Linked DNA regions of Homo sapiens: region 2 is linked to region 1. Evidence: chromatin loops called from intact Hi-C (ENCODE). Cell type or tissue: gastrocnemius medialis. All regions are shown on one strand. Each heading gives the region's core, and the rest is flanking DNA. Links, peaks and the distances in the headings are about the cores only. Region 1 has its middle 68 kb from the start of MAF. Region 2 has its middle 130 kb from the start of MAF.

Region 1 (8,340 bases), core at 292-8,291:
TGCATGCCAGCCTGGGCAACAGAGCGTGACTCTGTCTCAAAAAGAAGCATGGAGTGAATTTAAGGATTCAGTTCAAGTTGCCAGGGATCTCATATTCCAAGAGCTTCTTCTGCCCTCTTTAGTTTCTTGGCCATGTCTAACTCCAAGGTGCCTGCAGCCCTTTGTCCCCTCTCATGGCAGTCCCAGTAGCAATGGTATGATGTTCTAGAATCACATTCATGAAGAAAAAGGCCGAGCTCATGTGGCTGGATGCATCTAGCTTCTGTGAACCACCCACACTATCAACAGACACTGTCCCAGGGGCCAGGAAATCATCCTGCTCTTGGCAAAACCCCTGCCACTTGGGTAGGAACTGAGCAGAATCATCCAAGCCAAGAAAAACTGAGCAAGGCATGGCTCTCTCTTTACTGAAATCCAGATTCAGCATGAAGGATCTTGGCAGAACGACAGCTAGGCTCAGCCCTGGTGAATGTCACAACCATATCTCAAATAACCCATTCTCTTAATAAAACACAGTTTGACTTAAGGCTTTGAGAGATATCAATTCGAAGGGAGAAAAAAAAAAAAAGAAAGGCAAGAGAGAAGCCAGTGGAAAGCTTCTTACTATATTAGGGCTATTATTGAATGCATTTGCTTATATATGCACTTCTCACAGAGTAATCCAAAACCCTGAAAATGAAATTGGCTGTCTTTGGCTTCTTTATTTACAATCACTAACTACTCAGAGATTCTCAGAAATGTGGAGATTTCTTGGAGCTGGCTACCTGCAGTAATGTGCCTTCCCTTTCGTCCCATCTAGGCAGTTGATGACCCGGTGCAAGATTTCCCTACATTTGCATATTTATAGGGTCTCCTCCAGCTCCACACTGTTCTTTGTAAGAACAGAGCTTGGTGCCAGCAAAAGGAGCTCGAGCTGTCAGGAGCTTCTACTTTTGTTCTTATCTGTAGTCTAAGTAAGTCAACCCAAGCTTTTCTCCCACCTGAACATAAAACTACTGCAGGACTGATTGCTAGCTACATCAGTGGCCTCCTGAAGCAGATTGGGATGTGGGAAATTACACACTGGAACTCATGGTCCCAGAAGAGTTTCCAAACTCCAGCTGGTCTCTCACTCATCAGTTACACCTTCCCATGCGCCAAAAACCAGGGGAGGGAGATTATACTTTGGAGTCAGATGGATCCAGTTTGACCCCAGTCTCTACCCCTCTCTAGCTGGAAGTTGGCAAACTATGTAGCTATTCAGAGTTTCAGTACCTTGTGTATTAATAAACAAGCAAACAAACAGAAAAATTAAAGGAACACATCCGCCATAGAGAAAGTTGGGTGAAGCATATTCTGAAATCTACATACTATTTTAGTAACTTCCTGTGAATCTATAATTATTTCAAAATATTTTTAATAGGGGCACTAATAATAACAACAACAATGCCAATCTTAATAATATCTCAGAGGGTGTTTTGGAAGAGTTAAAAGGAACAATTTATGGATACGTGTCAGCAGGTGTTTGACATTCAATAAATGTCTGAATTCATAGTTGGAAGTATGGATACAAAGCATGCAATAAATATTATTTTAGGCTGGGCGCGGTGGCTCACGCCTGTAATCCCAGTACTTTGGGAGGCCGAGGCGAGTGGATTACTTCAGGTCAGGAGCTCAAAACCAGCCTGGCCAATGTGGTGAAACCCCATCTCTACTAAAAATACAAAAATTAGCCAGATGTGGTGGTGCACACCTGTAATCCCAGCTACTCAGAAGGCTGAGGCAGGAGAATCGCTTGAACCTGGGAGGCGGAGGTTGCAGTGATCCGAGACTACACTACTGTGCTCCAGCCTGGGCAACAAGAGTGAAACTCCATCTCAAAAAAAAAAAAAATGTTATTTTAACTTAATTTTCAATAGAGGATGATGCAAGGTTTGTTTATCAAGTGTCAGGAGAGTAATTTTTCTATCAAAGAGACAGAACAAATATAAGATCTCCCCATTAGCCCCAAGTGAGGGCCAAACAAGTGAATTAGTATTACTACGTATTTTTGGAGTGTACAACCTTGAAGATATCCCATAACAATTTATTTTAAGGTCCTGTTTATCTTTACATTTCTTCTAGCTTGAGAACACACCTGAAGATTCCCATTTCTTAGGGAAACCATGACACAACAGACTACTGGGTTTTCCGTGGTCTCAGGAGTGGTTCAAATGGGCTGGGGGGTGGACCTACATCCATAGTCATGCATTCAGCTGTCCCAACACATCAGGGTCCCAAAGTGCCTACTTCAAATTCAGAGCACCCTGATAGACTGAAGGAAAGAGATGTAAATATTGGGAAGCAGTTTTACTCCATTTTTTTCTCAGGGGAAAAAAATTTTATTTTTGTTTTTGGAAAATGTATGTGGAACACACTAAATAAAAAATCAGCATAAAATATTTAAGGACATTATTCATTTTAAGTGTGTTTCCAGGCATTTACATAAATAGGAATGAATATATATATTTGTGCCTCAAAACAAAGATACAACATAAACACCAAAATGTTAAGAAGAGTTTATCTAATTATTGAAAGTATGACTGAGTGCTTATTATTTTTATCATCATGTTTTTTGAATATTGTGAACTTTCTCTAATGGATTGTTTTTATAATAATAAAATTAACGATCAATTGTGGTTTATTGTATCCTTTCAAAATCAGTCATAGATATCTCTTTGCTTAATTGTTATCCTGGAGATAGTAAAACGGCAGGTCTATGGGTGGAAGGAATGGAAATGATTACTTGTGAGCCACTTCTCTGTAGCCAGAAAGGACTCTTGAGCCAGCCAGATCCTGTGTCTTTTAGGGAGATGGCCCTGGGTGGGGAGAGGCCCAAAGGGAAGGAAACCAGGAGACTTGCCCTAGACTTGCCTGCCAGTAAGTTTCTGGGTAATGTCGCCATTCCCCAAGCTCTAATTTCCTAAATATCCGGCCTTATCAGCTATTTGAAAGGTCAATGGTGTTAAAGTATGTACTCTTAACTTTCTAGATGAAAATCAGGGACTAACATGAGACATTTTAATTCTGTTGCTAGAGCTTGTATAAGCATACCCTTGCCTAGGTGGTTCAAAGGGGTAAAGTCCAGGTCTTCCTAACTTCATAGGATTAAATAAAAGAAAGGCAGTGGAGTTAAGATGAGATAACCTCTATCCTCTGCATCTCATCTCTCTAAAAATCTGGGAATCTTTAAGTTCTCTAGAGCAGCACTCCCCATCCTTTCTAACACCAGGGACTAGTTTCATAAAAGACAATTTTTCCATGGACTGGGAGTGGGGTGGGGATGTTTTCCAGATGATTCAAACACATTACATTATTGTGCATTTTATTATTATTAAATTATAATATATAATGAATTAATTATACAACTCACCATAATGTAGAAACAGTGGGAGAGCTAAGCTTGTTTTCTTGCCACCAGATGGTCCCATCTGGGGTTGATGGGAGACTGTGACAGATCATCAGGCATTAGATTCTCATAAGGAGGGCACAACCTAGATCCCTTGCATACGCAGTTCACAGTAGAGTTTGTACTCCTATAAGAATCTTAATGCCACCACTGATATAGCAGGAGGCAGCACTCAGGCAGTCATGTGAATGATGGGGAGTGGCTGTAAACACAGACGAAGCTTCACCCACGCACTCATCACTCTTTCTGCTGTGTGACCTGGTTCCTAAGAGGCCACAGACTGGTACTGGTCTGTGGCCTGGGGGTTGGGGACCCCTGCTTGAAAAGATTAGAAAATAGGCATCAGTGAGATCTAGAAGGCACAATGTCCTATCCTATTAACTGTGCTTAGTGGTCCAAAGCGGGGTTTGGATGGTCTGGGGACCGTGGGAACTCCTCTTAGGAACATGCCCCAGCATAGGGTTGCCAGAAACAATAGGGAATACCCAGTCCAGTTTGAATTTCAGATAACCAATAAGAATTGTTAGCATGAGTAGGTTCCTATATTGCACGGGATTGACTTATACTAAAATATATTTGTCATTTATCTAAATTTCAAATTGAACTGGGCATCTTGTGACTTTATTTGCTAAGTCTGGCAAACTGACCCCAGTAGTGCATGGTTCTCCAATTTCTTGGATGGAGTGTGGAGTAGAGACATGGCCCCCACTCTGGTTTGAGAAGAACCAAGGCAGGAGGGTTGAGAACAAACAGGAAGCCATTCTCCCATGTCCAACAGCATCATCCGTAGCCACTGGGAGACAAATATTTTATGCAAATAAGAGAGTTGGTTCTAGAGAAGCAGCTTAGATGAGTTTCACTACATAAAAGAAAAAAAGTGAAACAAATGTGCAGTGAGTAAGAAGCTGGTACATTTCAGTGCAGTTTATCTCAGCTCCAATCATTCAATCTGATAGGTGGTCAACTGCTCAGTAGCCAAATGGACTGTTCTCGACTCCGGAGAGAGGCCACAAATTATCTGGCTTCTATAAACTCAGACAAGATTTAACTGGTAAGAAACAAATAAAGTATTGAAATAAAGTATTCTAATCAATTCATTAGGAGAAATGGGGGCGGCCTCTGTCAGGCATGAAGATATGAAATATGCGTCATAAAGCATTCGTGTGTGAGTGTGTGTGCGCGTGCATGCGTGAGTGCAGATACATGTGTGTTTGTGTAGTGCCAGGCCTAGAAGATAGATAAAAATAACACAAAAGAATCACTGAGTACCTCAGATATCTTTGAAGGAGCACATGGACCTTGTCTCGCCCTCCCCAAGTGCCCAACATATCCATGCGGTCAGTGCCAGCTTTGCACAGTTAAAATAAAGAAAACAAATATCCAAATATCCAATATCATTGCTGCAAGCTGGCCTTGGGTCTTTGCCGACATCTGACCTGCTTCACATAACCTCCTGGCCTCTAAAAATAGATATTCTGTGGTACATATAATTTTTATACGATGACTAATACAGGAATGCCCTTCGGGGTAACTTAGTGTCTTAGTTTCTCTCTTTTCTCTCTATATTTATCTATGTCTTCACTGGCCTCTTTAAATAAAAGTTAGTCTGTAGCCATGGATCAAGAACATTAGCCAAGAAATTATTTATCTATGCCTTAAAGGGCTCTACTCTTCTTATCAACATAAGAGTTGCTCATATTTTTTAAAGGGGGCAGAGGGATGGTCTCAGACCTGTTTTGTATTTCTCTGCCTTTACATATCACTTTTCCAGATCCAAGGGTCAGTCAGAAGAGGTTTCCACCCACCCCACTCCTTTTCTATTTTATATACAACTGAGTCAAAAATAGAAAGGTAAATTCTTGGACTATAAAAATATTCCTTATATTAATACTACAGCTTGCTGCTCTAAACCCCAATAAGAAGGGTAGTGTGGTCATTCACAACCACTGGAATCTTACTCTGAATTTTACTTTCGTCCTCTGGTTGAGTGAGAGGGAGGAAGACAGAGGAAGACGGCAGGGGGAGGGGGAATGGAAAGTATGACATCTGTTCAGATCCCCTCATTGTCCATCTGGTTCATAACCCAAACTTTTGTCCGGAGGTAGGAATTCCAGAAACTGAAGGAGAAAGTCTGCTAGGGGGGAAAATAACAGAGATCCATTCCTGACTTCCCGTCACCTTTATTTCAATACCAGTGACCTCTCCGCCACCTCCCAGTGACCTCTGTGCCACCTCCCAGCCGATTAGCTCTGCGTGTGAGGATGTGGAGAGATGAATTTTCTTATCCAGTGATGTCCTTCCTTTGAAAATAACATTCTCCCTCCTCTGTTGCCATCAAAACAATAACTGCTTAATGTCAGTGCACTAAGCAAGGTAGTGGCAAGATCCAGGGTGCCCAGAGACAACAGAGGGCAAGGAAAGCCTGGGAAATTCATGCCCTCCTGTTCATGCTCCCCTCAGCTCACCTGAAGGCCTCACTGTCCCCATACTACAAGCTCATCTTACAAGAGCCCTTTGACTCTGCTTATATTGTAAACTACAATCCCTTGAGGAAAGAGATCAGAATCTACTTGCCTAGGCAACTGGCCTAACATTGGCTATTCAGAAGTACAGCTTGTGAACATCCAAGGAGACTTCTTCCTTACCTTTGAAGTAGACTGTAAATTTGGTTTACACCTTTCAATGAAAACAGAATCCAAATGTCATTTATTATTTTTTCTGTTACTTAAAATAAAGTTAGGTGTCACGCACACTCTTGGTTCTTCCTCCTGTGTCTCCTTCTACCTCACCGCATTACCATGTGGTTTTATTCTTGGGAATACAGGACTTAGGCCAGCTGGGCATCTGAATTTAAAAGACTTGAGTCTCACTCCAAAAATAGTGTCAGAAAGCTGTCCTGGAATGCAATGCCCCAAAGCTAAGCACTCACATACAGGTGAGTGTTGATGAATTACATGCGATATCCTTTTATCCACCAAACCTGTGATTTACAGAATACTGCCAGTACCACCTACCTTGGACACAGGGTGGGGAACATCACACACCGGGGCCTGTCATGGGATGGGGGGAGGGAGGAGGGATAGCGTTAGGAGAAATACCTAATGTAAATAACGAGTTAATGGGTACAGCACACCAACATGGCACATGTATACATATGTAACAAATCTGCATGTTGTGCACATGTACCCTAGAACTTAAAGTATAATTTAAAAAAAAGAAAGAAAGAAAAGAAAACTGTGACCAGTTGTCAGGCACACCCTCTTCAGTGTACTGACTGTAAGGGTCTAGAACTAGAAGAAAGAAAGCAGATTTGGAAAGAAACATCCAAAATTTGATCCCAGGTTCCTCTCTGGACAGTGTGGGCCAACCGCTTCATCTTTCTCAGCTTCAGTTTTACTTTTCTCATTTGTTGGTGATGATGATAACAACAAAAATATCCCCTCCTTTGTAAGCTTCCTTTGAGGATTAGGTAAACTGCTCTTACATCAAAATCCTGCTCAAAGATTTTGACCTTCTTTGGTGAAACCTTCATTGACTTACTTAGGACAAAGTCAATTTATCAATTCTGCATTTTGAATTCGCCAGGAAAGGTGAAGCTCTCTAACGAACCACCCACAAATCTCAGTGGCTTTAACTGACAGAGGTTTACTTCTTATTCACGCTGAATTTCTATTGCAAGTCCCTAGAGACAGATGTAGACATTGCTTTTCACACTGTAGAGTTACTCAGAGACTGGCTGTGGATGGCGCCTCGGTTTTCTGATACTATCATCTTAACATGTAGCTTCCTTATTTTCCAGAGCAGGGGAAGAGACCTTAGGCAATCATGTACTAACTTTTCAGTGCTTCCACCCAGAAATCACACTTGCCACTTCTGCTTGTTTTATGGGTCATGGCAAATTACAGTACCGTGCTGAGTGGTCAAGAGGTGTGTGAAAATATCTTTGGATCCAGGAAGGAAAGGAAATATTAGAAAGTATTAACACCATTTTTCCCACTTGTCTATAATATGCATTATTCATAAAGGACTGAAGATAGCATCAAGCATTGCTTCTTCTTTTTTTTTTTTTTTTTTCCGAGACAGAGTTTTGCTCTTGTCGCCCAGGCTGGAGTGCAATGGTGACATCTCGGTCACTGCAACTTCTGCCTCCTGGGTTCAAGCAGTTCTCCTGAGTAGGAGTCCTCAGCCTCCTGAGTAGCTGGGACTACAGGCACGTGCCACCATGCCCAGCTAAGAGAAAGGGTTTCACAGTGTTGGCAAGGCTAATCTTGAACTCCTAACCTCCCCGCCTTGGCCTCCCAAAGTGCTGGGATTACAGGCATGAGCCACCACACCCGGCTGCATTGCTACTTTAGTTCAGCTTTAGAAGCAATAGTTTAGCTATATGTGATACCGCCATGAAGTCAAGGACAGAGTTGCGTATTCATCATCCACTTATTTTCTTTTCTCCCACAGTTGGCAGTATTTATAGAATCAGGATTATGTCCAATTATGTTTGGTTCTGCATGCTATGCAGACAATAGGTGCTCAGTAAATACTTAACCAGACAGATAAACCCTTTCTCTAGCTATGAGACTTCATGATCCTAGTGCTATACTCAACATGATATAGATATAAGGCGGTACTTACCAAAACTGGTAGTCAACCTACTTTTCATAAAACTTTGGCCCAGGCAGAGTCCATGAAATTTTAGAACATGGAATTCACTGCAAATTTCTGCCAGTCAACAACAGCAACAACAAAAGGCACATGCAGTCAGCCTTCCATATTTGTGGGCTCCCCACCCATGGATCCAACCAAATGGGAATTGAAAATATTGAGAAAAATTAGGGCTGGGCATGGTGGCTCATGCCTGTAATCCCAGCACTTGGGGAGGCCGAGGTGGGCAGATCACTTGAGGTCAGGAGTTCAAG
Region 2 (8,340 bases), core at 262-8,261, 63 kb before region 1:
TAAGTACTTTTAAAAAGGGCCACTAGACTAGAAGTTCAAGGAGATGATACAGAAATGACCTCAAAAGAATGTGACAGTATCTCAGCAATGAGAAATGTGGCTGAGTATATAGTCATTTTAGATGAACTTCTAGGTGGATAGTCATCCAGATCTCAAACATGTTGGTTAATGGACCAACAGCCACCAGGGAGAAGGTCCTGAGCAACCATCCTATGAGGGTTCAACATTTTAAGAATAGTTGTCCCTGGGTATCTATGGGGAATTGGTTCCAGGGCTCCCCTCAATGCTGACAATACCAAAATCCATGGATGCTCAAATCCTTTATATGAAATGGCAACTTGGAACCCATGGATACAGAGGGCCAACTGTATTTTCATTACCTTTCTGGATGAAGAACTGATGGCAGAGTAGGTCTTAAAAACATATTTAAGGGCAGGGCGTGGTGGCTTATGCCTGTAATCCCAGCACTTTGGGAGGCTGAGGCGGGCAGATCGCTTGAGCCCAGGAGTTTGAGACAAGACTGGGCAACATGGCAAGACCAGTCTCTACAAAAAATACAAAAAATTAATTGGGTGTGGTGATGTGTGCCTGTAGTCCCGGCTACTCGGGAGGCTGAGCTGGGAGGATCTCTTGAGCCCCAGAGGTGGAGTTGCAGTGAGCCGTGATCCCGTGATCGCACCACCACACTCCAGCCCGGGTGACAGAGCGAGACCCTGTTTCAAAAACAAACACAAAAATAAAAATAAAGAAAAGAAACATACTTGTAAACACATATTATTATTTTTTTAAATCAGACTGATCTGTGTGTACGTTTCACCTTCACCATCATGAGCTTTGTGTCCTTGGCTGCATTACTTAATCTCTCTGACCTTCAATATCCTCTCCAGCAAAGAGGGAGCTGTAGTAGGGTCTATCTCCAATAGGTATTGTGAGGAATAAATGGGGTGGTACAGGAAAAGAGCTTCATATGTCACCTCCCTTGGGAAAAGTGCCTAATATATGTCAGCAGGCTTAATGATCATTGTTATTATGATTATGATGGATACATTTGCAAATATTAAATCTTTTTGCAGATCTCTTGGGCTTGGCAAACTTGTATTCATCTGTAATTCCTTCATTGTTGAATAAAAGGATGAATGAATGAATGAGTGACTCTGTTACCCACAGTGAGAATTTCAAGCTTAGAAGATAAAGTAACAGGGCTGGACAGTTTTTCTCGCTTTTAGGGATCTCCAGACAAGTCCAGCCTTACTACCTGGCCTTCTACAATCACTGATGAAACACAGGGTTACTTTCCCTGAATCAATGAGGCTCGGAATTCCTCTGGACCTCACTCCCTCTAGACCCACCCTCTCAGACTTGTCTCAGCACAGGTAACTGAAGGGCACCTGGCAGGCTGCAGGGTGACATGCTCTGAAATCTGTGTGAATGAAGGATGACTCATGGGTTTAAATGATGTCCATTAATGCCATCCTGAAAATGAAATTGCCTCACTCTCAGTAATGGTGTTCTTCAGGTTTCATCTTGGCAGACTGGTTAGGGCTTTGTGTTGAAACGAGCAAAGAAAATATTCAAGCATCTTGAGTAGCAGTCCTGGGATTAAATAATAAAAAGAATCCTGAATTAGATCCACCGTCTTATACTCATCAAGGAGATCCCGGAGGCAAACTTTGGATCTTCCTCAGGTTGGCACCTTCAGCTGCATGATGCTGTCTACACACCTGGTGGTCAGCAAAGATTTTTGGAATGCATGTACTGATTTTCAAATGTTCTGCACATAAATAATGTGTGTGATGCTTGACAGCAAAAACCTTAAGAGAAGACTGTGTGTGTTGAATTATTTGGAATCTTAGAAGACCACCTAATGTGGTACCTTTTATGCCATGGGGAATAATTATCTCATGCAACAGACACCGGGTATTTAAGATCCATTATTACTCATGTTCATCTTTTCCCCTGCCCGCGACACCAAAGTGATAGCTGCAGTGTTCCATATGGACACGGATCTGTGGCTTTTACCAGTGTGGAAGAGGGGACCACGGAGGAATCAGGTTTCCAGAGGGGAACAGAATCTTGGAGCTTGAGGCCTGCCTAATTCAGTCTCTGCTATTCCTACATTCACTCCTGGCCGCCTCCAAGCCATGCCCCTAAGCTGAAACTGGAAAGATCTTTTCAATATTAGAATATGATCTTGTTGTCACCCCTGTTTAAAACATTATTTTGTCTTTCCATTGGGCCCAGGATGCTGATCAAACCCCTTACAGTGGCCTCCAAGGGTCCCTCCCAAATTCATCATTCCCTTCTTACTTGTTCCTCCCTCCTTCAAATTCCAGCTCAATTTCATTAGGGGGTCCTCTCTGACCTCCCCAGTTAAATAAAACACCCCTATTACAGTCTCTCACTGCCTCAATCATACAGTCACCCTTACATGTGTACTGCCTCACACCCTTCTAGATGGGAATCTGCAAGGGGGCAGGCACGCAGCTGCTTTGCTCTCCAATGGCATGCATTGAGTGCTTATTGTATATCAGGTACTGTGCTGGGTGTTTTGCAGGCATGAAAGAATCTCCCTTATTGCAGGCAGTGATCTTATGAATTAGGAAACTGAGGCATAGAGAAATCGAGTAATTTGTCCGAAACCATACAGTGTGTAAGTAGGATGTGAACCCAGGTGATTCCAGAGCTCGTGCCCTTAACCTCCAAGTCAGTGGTTCTCAGAATGGGGTCCCTGAGAGCAGCAGCATCAACATTACTTGGGCCTTGATAGAAATGCAGATTCTCAGGGCCCACCCTGGACCTCGTGAATCGGAAACTCTGGGGCTGGGGCCCTGCAGTCTGCGTCCTAACAAGCCCCCCAGTGATGCCAGTGTATGCTCAAGTTTGTGAACCACTGCTCTAAGTGTTATTCCCTTCTTGTTATAGCTCCACATACTAGGCACTTAATAAATGTTTAAATATGGAGGGGAGGAAGGGAGAGGGGGAGAAAGGATGCAGGCAGGCAAACCTCCTCTCAAATAATATTCTCAAGTAAGTGCATGATGCTTTGGGGGTGGTGGTCGTGGGGGGGTGGTTGTGGCTTGACCATGCTTTAATCTCCAAATTGCAAAAACATTAACATTATTGATTGATCAGACATCAATCCAACAGAAATTTAATTAAATTAGAATGTGTCACTGAGCAGACCTGGGTGCATCATGCATAAATCTCAGGTAATAAGTTGACAAAGAGACAGCAGCCATTGGTGCCTGGGTTGGCTGAATTTATTCTCCGCCATTTTCTCTTCCCGGGCTGCAGAGGGCCCTGCACATACTCACGAGAAGGTACAGGTGAAATGGGGTGAGCTCCTGATTTATGACACCCACGGAGTCCCCAGCAGCCCAGGCGTCCAAGAAGTGCCTTCCCCTGTGTGATTTACTGCTGCCCTGGGCCGGCCAGACGGCACTGGGGGGATGCCCCTGCCTGTGTCCAGCCCTCAACTAAAATGCTGACTCTGCTTAGATCTCCTGGGTGAGAGGATTAGCACTTGGGGTGTCCTCATGGCAAATGTGTCCTCTGGAGGGAGCCAAGTCCGTGGAGGGTGGGAGACCTGCTCTTGTTTGGCCCGTCTGCTCTTGCCTCAAGAATGTATTTTGGTGTCAGTGAACGACTGCACCTGCTGTCCCAGAAACAGGTCTGGAGCAGCCCCAGCATGCTGCAGCCTCAGGGCAAACCTGGCCTTAACCTGCTCAGCCCCAGCTCACCCTGGGCAGGCCAGGGGTGTTGGCATTGAGGGGCAGTCAGAGTCTGCCAGGATGGTGCAGACAGTGGTAACGTGGCCCCCATGCCTGGGAAGTTTCAAATCCTTTGGGGTAGAGGAAGGGGGTGGCTGAGGATAAGATAATCCAGGGGGCAGAAAAGAAACCAGAGAAGCCAGAGAAGCTCCATGGAGCATTATAAATCACCCGGGCTATTCTTGTCCTTGGTCAGGAAGGCTACATGCAGGAGACCCTTCTAATGGCGACCTCTTGTACTTAATCCTCCTGCTTGCTTTGATTGCCTTCAATCAATCGTGGGCTCACACTTCCTTTTTAATAGCCATCTTCCATATAAAGAGTGATGTTGTTTGACAAGCAGATGTTTTGTAGAGGCTACAAGCTGTCCTTATGCTAGCAGGCATTTATTCCTTAGCCACCCCACACCCAATCATGTGTCCCAAGTGCCCAAGGGCCCAACTCATGCGTTCCTCTAAAGCAGAGGTTGCAAACTGGAGCCCTGCAAGCCCCATCCAGCCCACTGCCCATTTTTGTAAATACAGTTTTATTGGAACATAGCCATGACCGTTCATTTACATTGTATATGGCTGCTTTCATTCCTCAATGGCAGAGTTGAGCGGTTGCAACAGACAGTCTGGACCACAAAGCCAAAAATATTTAATATCTGTCCCTTTACAGAAAAAGTTTGCTGATTCTTACACTAAATAAATGGTGAGTGGTTAAAAACATAAGCTCGGGATTCAGACAGATCTTGTTTGATGACCAACTCTCCCGCCTATTACCTGGGTGGCTTTAAGCAAGTAGTTACCTCTCTGATCTCAATTTCCTCCTCTATAAGTAGAGATGATAAAATTGTCTACTTCATTGAACAGTATGAAGATGAAACAAATTACAACTGAAAAAATGGTCATTGCAGAGCTAGGTATTTTTATATGCAAGGTCTCATTTATTTATTTATTTATTTTTAATTTTTATTTTTTTCTGAGACAGAGTCTCACTCTGTTGCCCAGACTGGAGTGCAGTGGCGTGATCTCAGCTCACTGCAACCTCTACCTCCCAGGTTCAAGTGATTCTCCTGCCTCAGCCTCCTGAGTAGCTGGGATTACAGGTGCCCGCCACCTTGTCTGGCTAATTTTTGTATTTTTAGTAGAGACAGGGTTTCACAGTGTTGGTCAGGCTGGTCTCGAACTCCTGACCTCGTGATCCACCCACCTCGGCCTCCCAAAGTGCTGAGATTACAGGCTTGAGCCACCGCGCCTGGCCTACAGGGTCTCATTTAAACTCATAAACCACCTCATGACAGGGCACATTTTGTTCCCATTTTACAGACATAAGTTATCTTAAGTTTAGAAAAGTGAATAAGGATGGGAACATATAATCTCTACCTCGCTCAGAAACGTGCGGTCTGCTCCTTCTGCTCGCCATCCTCCAGGCTCTCAGGCCATGTCAGGCATTTGTAAAGAAAGACATTTCATCACAAGACCAACACTGGCATTTTTCCGGGATGTGCTTACATTTGGAACATGAAAAATGTCCCAATAGATCACATGAGCGGCGGAGATAGGAACTCTGGTTCTGAGGAAGTGGGAACTTCCTTGAAATGTCCCTTTCCTTTGTCCTCTGAACCCCAACACTTGCCCTGCTCGGATCCTTGCCAATGAGGACGCCCATCCGCCCTTTCCTGGCAAAGTTAGGGGATGGGTCCAGGGCAGGTCATGTTACTGAGCCCCCCCAGGGGCTCAGCTCAGAGGGCCCAGGGGACCAGGATGGCAACTAGGGCATGGCAGAAAGAGCTGCCCACTCCACTGTGGGCTAGAGAAACAGCTAGGGAAGCAAAAGGCCATGTACCAGCCCCCACCACAAGTTCCTGGAGGGCAGGTCCATATCTTCCAATGCAAATACAAATACTATTACTAAACAACAGCAGCCAACTCATTCAGGTACTGTGCTAAGCATATTTTATTTAGTTCTCATAGCAACCCAGTGGAACTTACTGGGTATTATTCTTCCCATTTATCAGCTGAGAAAACTGAGACTTAAAGAGTTTAAGAATTGGCTTCATGTACTACAGGAAAGACAGCCAGGATTCCATTGTCCAACACGATGCTGGGGCCATAGAAGGCACTCCCTCTTGAATCTGTTGAATGGGTGGATGGATGGGTGAACGGATGAATGGATGACTGAAGTTTAGCTGACGCCAGAACTAGTGTGTTTTACTGCTATTTGTCACCATTTCTCATCCATCTCTGTATCCCAAGAACCTGATGCAGTGAGAGGCACTCAAATTATTCAGTTAACTGGAAAAGAATGAATAAAGTATCTTATATAATGCATGGAAGATGGTAGCAATGAAAGCTACCATCATCGTCATGTTCATATCACATCACCTCCCACCCTAGTCTTCACCATCATTCTTGCAGATGTGTGTTTAATTACCAGGTCCATGCCATCTTTTAGGTACACATTTGCTGGACTTTCCTACCTGGCCTGCCTTCCTGCTGACCACTCCCACGCCTGTGGAGGAAGGAGGCATACCTGCAGGGTAAGATGGAGAGGCAGAAGGAGCAAGTTCCTGTGCTTTACAGCAGAGCTTCTCTACCCATTAATCTGCTTACTTTTTTCCTTATCTTACAGATACAAAACATCTAAGCAGTCATGAAGAGCACGACAGAACCCTCAACTCCAAATTCTCAGCACTCCCTGTTATTTTTTCACACTTTCCAGATGTAAAAAACTAAGGTTTAGGCAGAGCACAATGGCTCATGCCTATAATCTCAGCACTTTGGGAGGCCAAGGCAGGCAGATTGCTTGAGCCCAGGAGTTACAGCTCAGGCTGGGCAACATGTCTTTTGTAAAGACAGGCTAACTCCTGTCTCTAGAAAAAAACCCACAAAAATTAGTTGGGCATGGTGGTGCACACCTGTAGTTCCAGGTGCTAGGGCGGCTGAGGTAGGAGGATGGCTCCAGCCCTGGAAGCAGAGGTTGCAGTGAGCTGAGATCATGCCATTGCACTCCAGCCTGGGCATCACGGCAAGGCACTGTCTCAGAAATGCAAACAAACAAAAAAACCCAAACAAGTAAAAAAGCCCTGAGGTTTGCTGATGTCATAGTGTTTGCCTAGGACAGCTGATAAGTGGTCATGTCAGGAATGTCACTATATAGGTAATCCAATTTCTTCTTTATTGATCTGTATTATCAAATTTTCCATAATGGGTACAATAACAATTATTGTTAGAAGAAAAAACTTTTACCAGGTGATATGAGTGACATCACTGACAACTTTGGGGAAAATGGCCTTGCTAAGTGCAGACATGCTTTCTCCCTCATGCGTAAGACAAAGTGTAGCTTTCTAGTTAGGAAAGACTCCACAGCAATTTTTCCTTGCTTCTCCCCTAATGCTGCAGGCCTTGGCTTCAGCCTGACCTCTCTTTCCCTCTCTTTCCTTTGCTCTGGAATGGTTTACAAGGAGCCACCATATGTAAGCATCTAGATCAGATTTTATGGAAATATTTAGATGACTCAAATCCCCAGTCAACCCTCAAGCAGCTCAAAGGCTGATAATGGAGAGAAGAATAAATATATTACAGGGCTAAATTGACAAAATGCCATTAGAGACCCAGCAATTCCACTCCTGGGAATCTACCCAAGAGAAATGAAGATTCGTGTCTACATAAAGACTTCTATGTGAATTCACTCATAAAGACATTATTCATAATAATCAAAAAGTAGAAATATCCCGAATGTCCATCAACTACTAAAGGGATACCCAAGATATGTTCTATCCATACAATGGAATACTATTCCATAATCAAAAGAACAAAATACAAATGCATGCCACATCAGGGGGAAACCTCGAAAAGATATACTAAGTGAAAGAAGCCAGGTACAAAGAGCAATGTTGTATGATTCCATCTCTTTAAAATGTCCACTGTAGGCAAATTTATACAGACAGGAAGTAGATGAGTGGTTGCCTAGGGCTTGGAGGCAGAGAAGAAATGGGGAGTGACTGTTCATGGGTATGGAGTTTCCTTCTAGGGTGTAGAAATGTTCTAAAATTAGAGTAGGGCGATGGTTGTACAACTCTATACATATACAAAAGCCCATTAAATGTCACACTTTAAATTGGTGAATTTTATAGTAATGTATATAAATTGTACGTCAATAATGTTAGAAAAGAAGGAAAGAAAGAGAGAAAGAAAGAAAAAACCCTGCCATGGAGAGGGAACAAGCAGTAAAAGAGCATGAGTTCCTGTCCTGGAGAGATTTGGGTAGTCAGTGATTGAATGGGTGTGTACCGAGGCCCGGTACCATATGGCGCACCAGCCAGTGTGAACACAACACAATTCTGTCCTATGGAGCTTACATTCTGGTGGGAAGGACTGACGCTAAGCAAATAAATGTACAGACTACAGGTTGTGATAAGGGGAACGAAGAAAAGTAGAGTGAGGGGACATGGAACTGGGGATGCCTTTTTTGATGGTGTCGATGGCCATCTGGTCGTTCACACCCCTGGCTCAGCGTAGGGATAGTCCAGACACATCGTGGGAGGAACAGCCACAGGCAGTCATATCCTCTGTGGAGGGGGAGG

Evidence for each region. Peaks named below come from ENCODE experiments on the same cell type or tissue, not always from the same donor. Only the 100,000 strongest peaks of a DNase experiment are listed, where the experiment ranks them.
Region 2: a loop joins it to region 1, with 2.8 times the contacts of the local background. A loop is called at or near these places in 2 of 110 quality-filtered maps.

What each region holds. Positions count from the first base shown.
Region 1 is chr16:79,528,104-79,536,443 of GRCh38, forward strand. It overlaps a transcript of MAF not described here. Among named protein-coding and RNA genes, the nearest start is that of MAF, 68 kb to the right of the region's middle. In gastrocnemius medialis, for the core only: no CTCF peak of the experiment used is centred there; a DNase peak (open chromatin) is centred at 4,808; H3K27ac peaks cover 2,848 bases.
Region 2 is chr16:79,464,880-79,473,219 of GRCh38, forward strand. It overlaps a transcript of MAF not described here. Among named protein-coding and RNA genes, the nearest start is that of MAF, 130 kb to the right of the region's middle. In gastrocnemius medialis, for the core only: no CTCF peak of the experiment used is centred there; DNase peaks (open chromatin) are centred at 1,393, 3,542 and 5,356; H3K27ac peaks cover 626 bases.